2 separate regions of the Homo sapiens genome follow, and region 2 is linked to region 1. A link is a contact called in ENCODE Hi-C data. All regions are on one chromosome and are shown on one strand. Each heading gives the region's core, a stretch centred on a gene start or an enhancer-like site at or near the end of the contact. The rest is flanking DNA. Distances are from core to core; before and after follow the strand shown. Region 1 holds the start of PTBP1 (polypyrimidine tract binding protein 1). Region 2 holds the start of CHAF1A (chromatin assembly factor 1 subunit A).

Region 1 (6,336 bases), core at 268-2,767:
CCCAAGAGGGTGCCTCTCAGCAGAGTGGAGCCCGATCCACCGAGGAGAGCAGGAGGCGGCCGTGGAAACCGTCAATAAAAATTAACAGACCGACCAGAACACAGCCTCAGTTACTGATCAACCCGAGCCCCGCCCGACCCGACTCTCCCTCCTCGGGACACCCCGGGGGGAAGGTGGATAGAAAGCCGGACTGTCCGAGGCCCTCCCTTCAGCCCCGGCCAGGTCCTGACCCAACAGTGAGCTCCCCACGGCTTCTCCCGGCCACTGCAACTCCCGGCGAGGCCCTAAGTGACTCGGAGCGTCCGTCGGAAGGGCAGCCTCCGGGCCTCCTGCCTCACTCCGGGAGGCGAGTGCGCGGCCCCCGAGCCCGCGGTGCTGGGTCCGAGAGCGGGGAGCCCTCGTCTCGCCGTCTGCAGGACCCACCTGCCCGCACGCATGCTAAGGGGTCCAGACCCACTCTAGGGCTGCGCCTCTTCTGACACCACAGACTGCACGGACCACGTTTAACAGACTTTTAAAAGTGACTGAACCCAAGAAAAACTTCTCAGGAAAACGGAAAGAATGCGAAACATCTCCAGCCTCTCCCGCTTCCTATTCCCAGGGAGGGCCTCGCGCAGGAAGCGCTCGGCGGGACACGGCCTTTCTGGAGGGGGCTCCCACCTCTCCCAAGGGAAGCCCGCCCAGCAAAGCCGCCCGGAAAGGCTGCCCCGGCCCGAGAGCCGGGAAGGCCCCTCCCCATGACGGCGCCCGCGGGGGTCCCTGGAGAGGCCCCTCCGGCCCCGGGGCGGAGGACAGACCCTCGGGGCGGCCGCTTCTCTCCCGAGATCACCGAAACCCCTTGGCCGCGGCCCGGGGCGCACGGGGGGCAGGGGTAGGGCGGGGAGCGCAGAGACTCGGGCCCGCGGCGAGGCCCCGGCGCCAGCTTTCCCTCCCGGCGGCCGCCCCAGCCCCGCCTGCGCTTCCGGGGCTGCGCCGGGGGCAGAGTCCGGGCGGCGGGAAAGGCGCGCGCCCCCGATGGCGGCCGCGCACGCGCGCTGGGGCCAACGGGGACGCGCGACGGGCTACGCAGGCGCACGAGGGGAGCGGACGGGAGGCGGGAAGGGCCATCCGGGCGCGCGAGGGCCGGACGGGAAGCGGGAAGGGCCGCGCGCCGCCGAGGCGGGGCAAAGGCGAAGTGCGGGGACGCGCGCGGAGGGGGAGGGGCGCGGGAGGCCGCGTGCGCTAGGGACGGGGCGCGCGGGGGCCGGAAGCGGGCCGGACGGGGGATGGGGACGCGGCCAGACCCCCGGGAAGCCCCTGACCCGCCCCGCACCCGCGCCCGCCACGCGGAGAGGAAGGGGAGAGCCCGCCGCCCCCTCCCGCCCGAGAGGGGGCGAGATCGGCCCCGGGGAGGCCGGCGCGGCGGCGGGGGCAGGGCTGCGGCGCGGGGAGGGCGGTGGGGCGCGGGGCGACGTGCGACTCACCCGTCCATGGCACACAGAGCAGACCCGCGGGGGACGGAGTGGAGGCGCCGGAATAGCAGGAACCGACCCAACGGCTCCGAGTTATAGACTCACAAAATGGCGGAGACGCCCGCACACGTCCCCCGCGCGCGCTGCCCATTGGCTCCCGCTGCAGCCAGGGGGCGGGGAGAGCCCCGCGGGCCCCCGCCAGCACCTCCCACTGGCCAGAAGGCCGCCCGGGGGCGGGACCCAGAGAAATCGCAGGCGCCTATTGGGGGAGGCGGTTATTCCTCAAGGCCGAAGGCGGAAACGGCTTGTGTAGTCGGGGGAGGGGGAGAAAATGGGATCACGTGACGGCGTCTGAGCCAGTCAGCTGGCGCGTGGCTTTGCGGGAGACGCCATCTTGAGAGTGGGTACGTGGCGAGTCAGGCGGCGGGAAGCGTGCTTTGCCCAGGCTGCCGCCATCTTGCAAGTGGGCAGGACCCGCCCGCCTGGGCCGTGAGGGCAAAGGGAGTCGCATCGCCATCTTGGAGTCGGGCAGGAAACCCTCAGGGCTCCATGTTGGTTGTGGGCACATGGCCAAAAAGTCCGATTCAAACTGAGCGCTCACATCTGGGTGATCGCGCGGGGAGGGAAAGGCCGCGTCGCGTCCCGGACACGCCAGGGCTGTTTCCACAGTGGCCACAGATACTGCGGGCGCGCCATGATCCGGGGTCACCCCCGACCGTTCTTTGTTCGCCCCGGAACAGCGAATCCCGACTGCGGAGATAGGGAAACTGAGGTCCGGGCCCCGCACAGTCCGCGGCCGGCTGCCTACAGCTGGGAAAACTGAGGCCTGGACCTTGTACAGTCCGCGGCCGCCCGCCTACAGCTGGGGAAACTGAGGCCTGGACCTTATACAGTAGGCGGCCGCCCGCCTACAGCTGGGGAAACTGAGGCCTGGACCTTGTACAGTCCGCGGCCTCTCACCTACAGCTGGGGAAACTGAGGCCTGGACCTTGTACAGTCCGCGGCCGCCCGCCTACAGGTGGGGAAACTGAGGCCTGGACCTTGCAGTCCTTGGCCGCCCGCCTACAGCTGGGGAAACTGAGGCCTGGACCTTGTACAGTCCGCGGCCTCTCACCTACAGCTGGGGAAACTGAGGCCTGGACCTTGTACAGTGGGCGGCCGCCCGCTTACAGCTGGGGAAACTGAGGCCTGGACTTTGCACAGTCCGCGGCCAACCGCCTAAAGCTGGGGAAGCTGAGGTCCGGGCCACACACAGTCCACGGCCATCCGCCTACAGCTGGGGAAACTGAGGCCAAAGCCACACACAGTCCACGGCCATCTGCCTACAGCGGGGGAAACTGAGGCCCAGGCCACACACAGTCCACGGCCATCCGCCTACAGCTGGAGAAACTGAGGCCCGGGCTCCATACAATCCAAGGCCGCCCGCCTACAGGTGGGGAAACTGAGGCCCAAGCCACCCGCCTACAGCTGGGGAAACTGAGGCCCGAGCCCCCTACAGTCCCTGGCCCACTGACCTACAGCTGGGGAAACTGTGGCCTGGAGCTCGTACAGTTCGAGGCTGCCAGCCTACGGCTGGGGAAACTGAGGGCCAGGCCCAGCAGGGTCACCAGGAGGGTCCCTCCCGGGCCACCATCCCAGCAGCAGAAAACACCCTAAACTAATGTTCCCAGGAGCGCTGATCACATGAAGAGTCTGACAGAGCTGTGAGGGTGCCTGACGGGGAGGCCAGGTCAGCGGGTTGGGAGCCATCCCAGAGTGAGGGGATGACCCCGGCCCTCCACACTGGGACCCTCACGGGAGGCTGCGGTTGGAAACCGGAGCAGTTCCCGGCCCGGAGTAGACACTGCTCCCTAAATAGAATTAGCGGGATTTAGTCCATGCTGAAAAGGGGGTTTTTCATTAACACCAACCTACGGAGGGAGAAGACATGACAATTCTCGTTTCCCCAAATCCAGGCGAGCCTAGCGCCCTGCTTCTCTGGCGTGTTTTATTCCAGCAGTGCTGCGTTTCAGGCCGGGGCCTGGCGTGGGCCCAGGAGCCTTGGAGCCCCGCCGGGCGTCTGGTGCCAGAGGATTCCAGCCCGGATTAGGGGTGGCCGCCGAGCTCCATGGAGGCATCGCACGGCAAGGTCCTTTGGCCCGAACCACCCGGTCAACGGAGACTCACCAAGAGCCATCTGCAGCCAGGGTCACTCATCAGGAATGTCCGGTGGATCTGGGAGAAGCCCAGTGTGTTACTGTGGATTTGCTCCCCTGGAGACCCCCATCCTCACACCACCAGAACCAGCCGCTTCTGTCTGTTCGCGGAGTGCCTGGGATGGGCCCCGCCCTGAAAGCAGACAGGCAGGGGCGGCCGGGGGTCTGAGTGGCAGCTGGCAGCAGTAGAGACCACCAGGTTCCAAGCACCAGTCTAACCCTTCGGAATCGTGTTAAAACCCACTTCTGATCGTGGCCCCGCCAGGCCTCCTGTCTTGCTCAAAGTATAAACCCAAGGCCATCCCTTACCCCGCAAGCCCCACATGACCAGCCACCTGTCCAGTACCTTTTTTTATTTTTATTTTTTTAAGACAGTGTCTGGCCGGGTGCAATGGCTCACACCTGTAATCCCAGCACTCTGGCAGGCCGAGGTGAGTGGATCACCTGAGGTCAGAGTTCGAGACCAGCCTGGCCAACATGGAGAAACCTCCTCTCCACCAAAAATACAAAAATTAGCCAGGCGTGGTGGTGCATGCCCTATAATCCCAGCTCCTTGGGAGGCTGAGGCAAGAGAATCACTTGAACCCGGGAGGCGGAGGTTGCAGTGAGCCGAGATTGCGCCATTGCACTCCAGCCTGGGCAACAGGAGTGAAACTCTGTCTCTAAAAAACAAAAACGAAAATAAACACCTGTCATCCCAGCACTTTGGAAGGCCGAGGCAGGCGGATCACAAGGTGAAGAGCCTGAGACTATCCTGGCCAACATGGTGAAAGCCCGTTTCCACTAAAAATACAAAAATTTGCCGGGCGTGGTGGTTTGCTCCTGTAATCCCAGCTACTCGGGAGACTGAGGCGGGAGAATCACTTGAACGCGGGAGGCGGAGGTTGCAGTGAGCCTAGATTACGCCACTGTACTCCAGCCTGGGCAACAGAGTGACACGCTATCTCAAAAAAAAAAGTAAAAATAAAAAATAAAATGTATGTCGCGGAATTTAGGGTCTACCTGCAGACTCCAGGATGATCTCATCTCAAGACACTTAATGGTACCTTCAAAGACTGGTGTTCCAAATGAAGCCTTGTTCACGGGTTCCAGGGTTTAGGATGTGGTTGTCTTTCTTTGGGGCCACCTCTCAGCCCCTCAGCCCCACCCACCACCTGAAGCTTAGAGGGCGATAGCAGGTACAAGCAGGCCGTTTGTTTTTGCAATGGCGGCCTGGTCCCAGGAACCCCCCCCACCGCCTCCACCTCACCCAGGTCACCTGAAACCAGTGTCCTTCCTGGGCTGGCCTGACAGTAACCATGGCTGAGGGCCCAGCAATTTACAGGTCAGCTGTCATATGCAGAACGCCAGCGCGGGAAGACGCCCAGGGGCTCCCGTGGGCACCTGATTTATTTAGCGAGCAGGGCCCAGCCTCTGTCTTTTCTCCTCTCCTGTCTCCCATCCCAGCCCGCAGGCCAGCTGCCTCCTTCATGAATGATTCAGGGTGAGCGAGGAACAGGCTCACCTTGCCTTTGTGCGAGAATCACGTTGGTTTGCTGGTTACCATTTTGAAAATGATACTCTGAGCCTGGCAGGAGAAACGGGGGGGGGAGTGAGGACATCTGAGGCCCTCAGAGCCACCGAATCTCATGCAGAGGGCCTGCTGGGGCCTCAGACACCTTTCAGTTCTGATGGGGGAGGGAAGGGCCGTGCCTCAGTTTACTTCTTCGTCAACATGAGTGGCAGGGCCAGGCCGTCCCTCCTCCCCATGAGCAGTTCCATAGATTTATTTTTCCTTTTCCTTTTTTTTTGTTTTTTTTTTGGGGGGGATGGAACCTCACTCTATTGCCCAGGCTGGAGTACAGTGGCGCAATCTTGGCTCACTGCAACCTCTGCCTCCCGGGTTCAAGTGATTCTTCTGCGTCAGCCTCCTGAGTAGTTGGGATTACAGGTGCCTGCCACCACGCCTAGCTAATTTTTGTATTTTTATTCTTATTTTTTTATTTGATTTATTTTTTTCTTTTTCTGAGACGGCGTCTCGCTCTGTCGCCCAGGCTGGAGTGCAATGGCGTGATCTCAGCTCACTGCAACCTCCGCCTCCTGGGTTCAAGCGAGTCTCCTGCCTCAGCCTCCCGAGTAGCTGGGACTACAGGCGCCCACCACCATGCCCAGCTAATTTTTATACTTTTAATAGAGACGGGGTTTCAGCATGTTGGCCAGGATGGTCTCGATCTCTTGACCTTGTGATCTGCCCTCCTTGGCCTCCCAAAGTGCTGGGATTACAGGCCACCCTGTAATCCACCTGTGAGCCACCACACCCAGCCTAATTTTTGTATTTTTAGTAGAGATGGGGTTTCACTGTGTTGGCCAGGCTGGTCTCGAACTCCTGACCTCAGGTGATCTGCCCGCCTTGGTCTCCCAAAGTGCTGGGATGACAGGTGTGTGCCCGCACAGCCAGCACAGGTTTATTATCTTAATTACAAAAGTGAGGGCTCAGGGATCCAGGGCGCGGCCTCGGGCTGGTCTCCTGGGTGGTCTCCCAGCCTCTCCGGCCCATTTCCTGGATTTCTGTTGAACGGAGCTTGGAGTGGGGGTTCGGTGAGGCCACCCCAAGGCCTGATGGCCAGGACTCACGGACAGGAATGCATTGCTATTCCCTGGCCTCACTATACCCCATGCAGAACCACTTCCGTCCTGTGCTCTGTGCTCTG
Region 2 (6,336 bases), core at 1,826-4,325, 3.6 Mb before region 1:
GTGGGTAGAGGCCAGGGATTCTGCTAAATGTCCCACAATGCAATGCACAGCACACCACAATGAAGAATTATATGGGCCAAAAAAAAAAAATTTTTTTTTTTTTTTTGGAGACAGAGTCTCACTCTGTCGCCCAGGCTGGAGTGCAATGGCACAGTCTCAGCTCACTGCAACCTCCGCCTCCTGGGTTCAAGCGATTCTCCTGCCTCACTCTCTCAAGTAGCTGGGACTACAGGCGCATGCCACCACTCTCGGCTAATTTTTGTATTTTTAGCAGAGACGGGGTTTCACCATGTTAGCCAGAATGGTCTCGAACTCCTGACCTCGTGATCCACCCGCCTCAGCCTCCCAAAGTGCTGGCCACGGCGCTTGGCCTCAAAATGTTAATAGGTTGAGAAATCCTACCCTAGACACTGTCATGTCTTGTTTTATTTTCTTTGTGGCATTTAATCTGAAACTTTCGTGTTTATTACGTCTCTCTGGAAACAAAATGCCAACTCTATGACAGCAGAAAGACTTGTTCCATGCTGCACCTATGGTACCTGGTTAGGGTCTGGAATAAATCAGAAAGCCAACTAAGAGAGTAACCGGAACTGTTTCATGAAATGAAAGTGGAATGAGTAAAAGTAGGGAGGAGAGAAAACATCAGATTACCTATTTCATTCCCATGATCCCCAAACATCTTCCTCCAACCCAAGCCCCCATACCACCACCAAATCTGTAAAATCAGAAAAGGGATCCTTTTCTTTTTAAAGAGAATTCATGAAGGTACCACAATTTAAAGCACTTTGAGCTTGCCAGGCAGGAGCTGAAGTGCTGTCAAGAGAAGATAAGACAAAATATTTTCCTGCAAAAAAAATCTCAAGAAACCATCTAATAATATCAAAGCAGATGCAGCAGTGATCATAAATAGAAGCGAGTCTTTAGATAAATACCTTAAACAGAGTAAGTTTAGGAAGCTCACACTTACCAGGAGATCTGGCTTGGCAAAACCTAGTTTAGTTATTTTGGTTAATCTACGTATGTTTTGTAAGCATTACATAAAAGTGAGTACTTTTTAAAAGCAGACTGGGGCTTCCTAAAAAACTCCATCGTCCATACATGAAACCACCCCTCACCCACCGCCCCAAGCTTAGTGAATAAGAAAAGGTACTGAGAAAATTCATGTTTCCTTTCTAGCCACTTCAAAGAAATAAAGACAGTATCATTCTCAAGTGTCCACTTACCAAAAGCCATGGATTTCTACCCCCTAACTGAAGGATATGATTTTTAGTCACTTAACTTTATTTTCGAGACAATCACAAAAATCTATTTGTGTGGCTTTGAGTCACTAGCTTTGGTGCAAGTGGAACAGAAACAACCTCATTAAAAACAGGACCCACCCTCATTAAAAAATCTTGTATATAAAACGGGACACTCCCAATCCAGAGATCCAAAGATACACACGATTAACACATATGTGTGTATAAAGTTACTAACTGCTCTTTATTCTGCGATTACATCCTTTCTAATTTTATTTGGCACTAAAATATACTTTCCTTTCATGATAGCATGGTCCTAGCGAGTAGCGATTTTTTTTTTTAAAGTTAAATATCCTGGCCAGGCATGGTGGCTCATGCCTGTAATCCCAGCATTTTGGGAGGCCAATGCAGGTGGATTACCTGAGGTCAGAAGTTCGAGACCAGCCTGCCCAACATGGTGAAACCCCGTCTCTACTAAAAAATACAAAAATTAGCCAGGCATGGTGGTGCAGGCCTGTAATCCCAGCTACTTGGGAGGCTGAGGCAGAAGAATCGCTTGAACCAGAGAGGCAGAGGTTGGGCAACAGAGCAAGACTCAGTCTCAAAATAAATAAATAAATAAAGTTAAACATCCTGACTTAAAACATCACAGCTCCACGACAGTACCAACTTTATATTAATTTTATGTCTCCGGGAAATCCCACAGGCTAGAAGGAACTACAGCCATGATTTTCAGCCAAGGCGGAATCTGCCCCATAGGGGACACAGGGCAATGGTATTTCTGGCTGTTACTAAGGCATGGTGAGAGGGGCTGCTACTGGCCTGCAAAAGGCGGAGGCCAGGGATGATGCTTAACACCCTGCAGTGCCGTGCCCAGGACGGCAACAAATATCAACACTGCTGAGGCTGAGAAACTGGACTGGCGTCCATTCTAGCCCTTCATTCGTTCACGTTATTTACTGAGCACCTACTATGTGCCAAAGCGTAATGCCAAGTGCTGCCAAAGCGTTATGTAATGCAGAGTCCAGCAAGGGAGAGGGACAGTCTGGTCTTCCTTGGTTCACCCTCCCACGTTTCAGGAGGCCTGTGGTGGGCTCCAAAGACCCCATTCCAAGGCACACGGAGGAGGAAGTCACGGTGCATATCAGGAAGGAGCAAGAACTCGGGAGTCCCACCCTCCTGGCCATCTCTACCATCTGGGCCTCTTCTTACCCGGGCTTACCCCGACCCTCAGCGGCATCGGTACTGGTCCCCGAGCCCGTGCGACCTTGGGCCTCAGTTTCCCCACCCGCTGCAAGGTCCAACATGGTCAAGGGACACAAACGCATCCAGTAACCTGCAGGGCAAGCCCTTTCGCTTCCCTGGGCCTCAGTTTCCCCTCTCGGCCCCTCCGACCCACCGCCCCAGAGAGTCCTGGAGGGACGAACTGACGCAAAAGCGCCGGAAACAAACAATATGGTCGCGGCTACAACAATAACGTCAACAAGGGTGCCCTTGGGGACGCCAGGCCCTCGCTGGGGATGAGAAGGCCCCAGGGGGTGAACGCCCGGCCCGCAGGACCAGGCTTGGCGCCCGGAGGCCCGTCCGCCTCCCATCGCCGCCTCGGCCCGTCCAGGCCGCGCGCCGCGCCCCCCCTTCCCCTCGGCGCGGGCCCGAACCGACCTGTGGCGGCTCCCCTGGCGCCGGGCGCCCCGCACTCCAGCTCCTCCAGCATCGCCCCGGCGGCAGCTCGACCTCCTCTCAGGCGGCGGAGGCGCGGGCTCCCCTCAGGCGGCCGCTGCTCTTCGCCCTCCCGCCCGCGCCGCTGCTGCCGCCGCGGCCGCCGCGCTCGTATTTGGCGGGAACCGCGGCGACCCCCGCAGTCCGCGCGCCAATTGGGCGAGCCCGGGTCACGTGACGGCCCGCCTCGGGAATTGAGGGGCGCCGGGGGCATCCTCGCGAGATCCGTGACTTCCATTCCTCCCAGGGCTCGCCCATTGACATATCCGCGAGGGACTGGGCTTCCCCTCGGAGGCCTGTCATTGGCTGGGAGGAGCTGCCCTGCGATTGGAGGAAGGAGGTGTCAAGCTCATTGCTCTGCGCTGCGACTGGCTGATCGCGTGGGATAGTCCCTAAGAGGAGGGAGGCCCAGGCTCTTACGTCACCAGAACATTTTACGCAAGGCGCAGATGACAACTTGAAAGTGGGATTTAGATGAGGAACCTGGAGTTTTGAGTTTATCCTAATGGGACATCGGCTAAATATAGCAACAGCAATTAAAATTATAAATTGCTTTCTACAAGAACAATAAAACGAAGTCTGGGGAGCGCTTCGGAAGTATTTGACATTCAGTAAATAACATGTAGAATGAGTGAACGAAATGGACGAAATGGATCGTTTCTGGTTTAATCCTCAGGAAATTGGCACATGCTGTTTTCTCTGCCTAGAACAATCTTTTCGCAGCTCTTTTCCTGGCTAATTTATACTTTTCAGATCTTAGATCGTCACCCCAGGAAGCCTTTTCTTCCCCAACCCTGACAATATCAAGTGCCTACAACACTGTTCTTTTCCTTAAAGCAATTACAGCTGTGTCTATTTATTAGTTTGTTATTTGACTAATGAATTAATTTCTGCCTTTTGTCATTAGTTCTGGCGAGGGTAGGACTCATTCCTCACTGGAACCCCAGGACCTGTTAGTAACTGATCATATTTACCAGGTCAATAAATGTTTGAGTGAATGTATAAATATTTGATTGAACTGTGTAGATCAAGCAGATTAAAAGCCTCACACAAAACAGAGAACTTCAGTGTCAGCCTGTGAGTGTAGAAACAGGTTTTCTTTCTTTCTTTCTTCCTTCCTTCCTTCCTTCCTTCCTTCCTTCCTTCCTTTCTTTCTTTCTTTTTTCTTGAGACGGAGTCCCTAGTAGCTGGGACCACAGGCGCCCGCCACCACGTCCGGCTAATTTTTTCTATTTTTTAGTAGAGACAGGGTTTCACCGTGTTAGCCAGGATGGTCTCAATCTCCTGACCTCGTGATCCGCCCACCTAGGCCTCCCAAAGTGCTGGGATTACAGGCGTGAGCCACCGCCCCTGGCCCTGAATTGCATTCTAGAAGCATCTTTCTGGCTGCCATGACAAGGAAGAATTGGAGGGGAGGACTGGTGGAAAGTATGGTCAAGGCATGAAGACAGACCTAGATGTCTAGATGTGTCACGTGGGCAACTGAATGGATGAACACAGGACAGAGAGAGAGAGGAAGAGAGGTGGCCGGGCACGGTGGCTCATACCTGTGAGACCAGTACTTTGGGAGGCTGGATTTGGTGGGGGGGTTGGGGGTTGGATCACCTGAGGTCAGGAGTTCGAGACCAGCCTGGCCAACATGGCGAAACACTGTCTCTACTAAAAATACAAAAATTAGCCTAGCATGGTGGTGCGCGCCTGTAATCTCAGCTACTTGGGAGGCTGAGGCAGGAGAATCGCTTGAACCCGGGAGGCGGAGGTTGCAGTGAGCCGAGATCACGCCACTGCACTCCAGCCTGGGAGACAAAGCAAGACTCCGTCTCAAAAAAAAAATAAATAAATAAATAAAAATGGGAGGGGGCTGAACACTTAGACGAACTGGATTTAGCTAAGATGAGTAAACAGGAATCTGAAGAATCGTAAGCAGGGGCCCCTTCTACTTCCCAACCTCCCTGGCCAGGTTTAAACTAAGCGCGTTTTCCAAGACGTTAGGGTCACCTCCACGACTCCAGGGGGCGCTGCAACTGCTACGGCCCCTCTAGGCTCGCCCCGCTCAACTCACTGACAGAGGCGGCCTCTCCCGCGGTAGACAATGTGCACGTGCGCTCTTCAGCCGGCAGAGGGCGCGCGTGCGCAGACGGGGCCGGGGGCGCGCGCGGGGGCCGGGGGCGCGCGCGGGGGCCGGCACCGGAAGCGTGCGGTTGCCATGTAATATCCTGGCCGCGCGGGCGCGCGAGCGGCTGAGGCGGCGCCGGGGCGGGCGCGGAGCTGGCAAGCGGGTGGCGGAGGCGGCGCCGACGGGGACTGCTGAGGCGCGCAGAGGGTCGGCGGCGCCCGGGAGCCTGTCGCTGGCGCGGTCCGGGCGGGAGGCTCGGCGGCGGGCGGCAGCATGTCGGTGGCGGGGCTGAAGAAGCAGTTCTACAAGGCGAGCCAGGTGAGCGCAGGCCCAGGCGGGAGCCGAGTACCGGGCCCCGGGCTGCCCGGATGAGGGAGCCAGGCCCGACCTGGCCCGGGAGGGGGCCGGGGGGACCGAGGTGGGGACGTTGGCGCGTGTCCCCTGCCAGGTGGGAAGACCAAGGGACGGACGGGGGCGACGAGGTGGCCCAGGCCCTGCCCGCCATGCGGGCTCCAGAAGCGGGGACAGAGCCCCTGGGAGGAGGGGAGAGGCACCCTGGGCTGCCCAGGGACGCGGACCTCTCCCCTCCTTCTCTCCGCTGCAAAGGCGGGGTGCGGGGAGAGAAGGGGAAGAGAGGAGTCCCGAGGCTGTCGACACAGGACTCTTGCCAGATAACCCAGAGCCAGGGAAAAGTTGCGTCTAGAGCAGTTACGTTCAAAATCCTCTGGATGGGCAAGGTACAAAGTTGAAAAGGTAGAGGAAGAAGTCAGTTTCCCCTCTCTGCTCCTCGGGCAGCCAGCCCTTCTCCCCAGAGACAAGCGACTGTCATCGACTCCGTATGTCCCTTTCCTAAGATACGTGTGTGCCTTTCCTTTAAAAACACGTACCCTGTGATAGCATATGCCACAGAATCCTGTGTGCTGTGTTTTTCATTGCTTGGAGATCACACTGGAGCGGGATTTCTCCCCCTCCGTCGGCACTGTTGACATCTGGGGCTGGATTGTTCTCCGTGGTGGGGCCGTCCTGGGCACTGCGGGGTGCTGAGCAGCGCCCCTGGCCTCCACCCACTCCGGGCCAGGAGCACCCCCAAGTCGTGACAACCAAAAATATCTTGAGACATCACCGTGTGTCCCCTTAGAATCAGTCCTCCTTCCCTCCCTTCGTTCCTTCCTTCCTTCTTTCCTTCCTTCCTCCCTCCCTCCTTGCCTCTCTCCCTCCCTCCCTTCTCTTCTTTCCTTCCTCCCTTCCTTTCCTGTCCCCCAG

What was found. Hi-C counts contacts between places; a loop is a spot of excess contacts on that map. Pooled maps may share reads with other maps.
Region 2: a map of CD8-positive, alpha-beta T cell shows a loop between it and region 1 (23-fold over the local background). The contact joins the promoter of CHAF1A here to the promoter of PTBP1 in region 1. A Hi-C loop is called at or near these places in 2 of 168 maps with a recorded cell type or tissue (CD8-positive, alpha-beta T cell and naive thymus-derived CD4-positive, alpha-beta T cell), 1 of 37 single-sample maps with no recorded cell type and 5 of 50 pooled maps.

The regions. Positions count from the first base shown.
Region 1 is chr19:792,633-798,968 of GRCh38, reverse strand. It overlaps PTBP1 (polypyrimidine tract binding protein 1), which reads right to left and starts at 1,517. Exons shown (of 15, transcript NM_002819.5): 1 at 1,464-1,517. The coding sequence starts at 1,471. RefSeq lists enhancers at 1-678, 679-1,564, 1,771-2,110, 1,763-2,398, silencers at 821-1,130, 1,201-1,380, 1,391-1,740, 1,504-1,858 and a cis regulatory region at 6,254-6,336.
Region 2 is chr19:4,399,379-4,405,714 of GRCh38, reverse strand. CHAF1A (chromatin assembly factor 1 subunit A) reads right to left here and starts at 3,075. Exons shown (of 15, transcript NM_005483.3): 1 at 2,901-3,075. The coding sequence starts at 2,952. It overlaps SH3GL1 (SH3 domain containing GRB2 like 1, endophilin A2), which reads left to right and starts at 5,168. Exons shown (of 10, transcript NM_003025.4): 1 at 5,168-5,391. The coding sequence starts at 5,347. RefSeq lists enhancers at 1,922-2,617, 2,618-3,315, 4,978-5,807 and silencers at 2,828-3,107, 5,070-5,579, 5,640-5,689.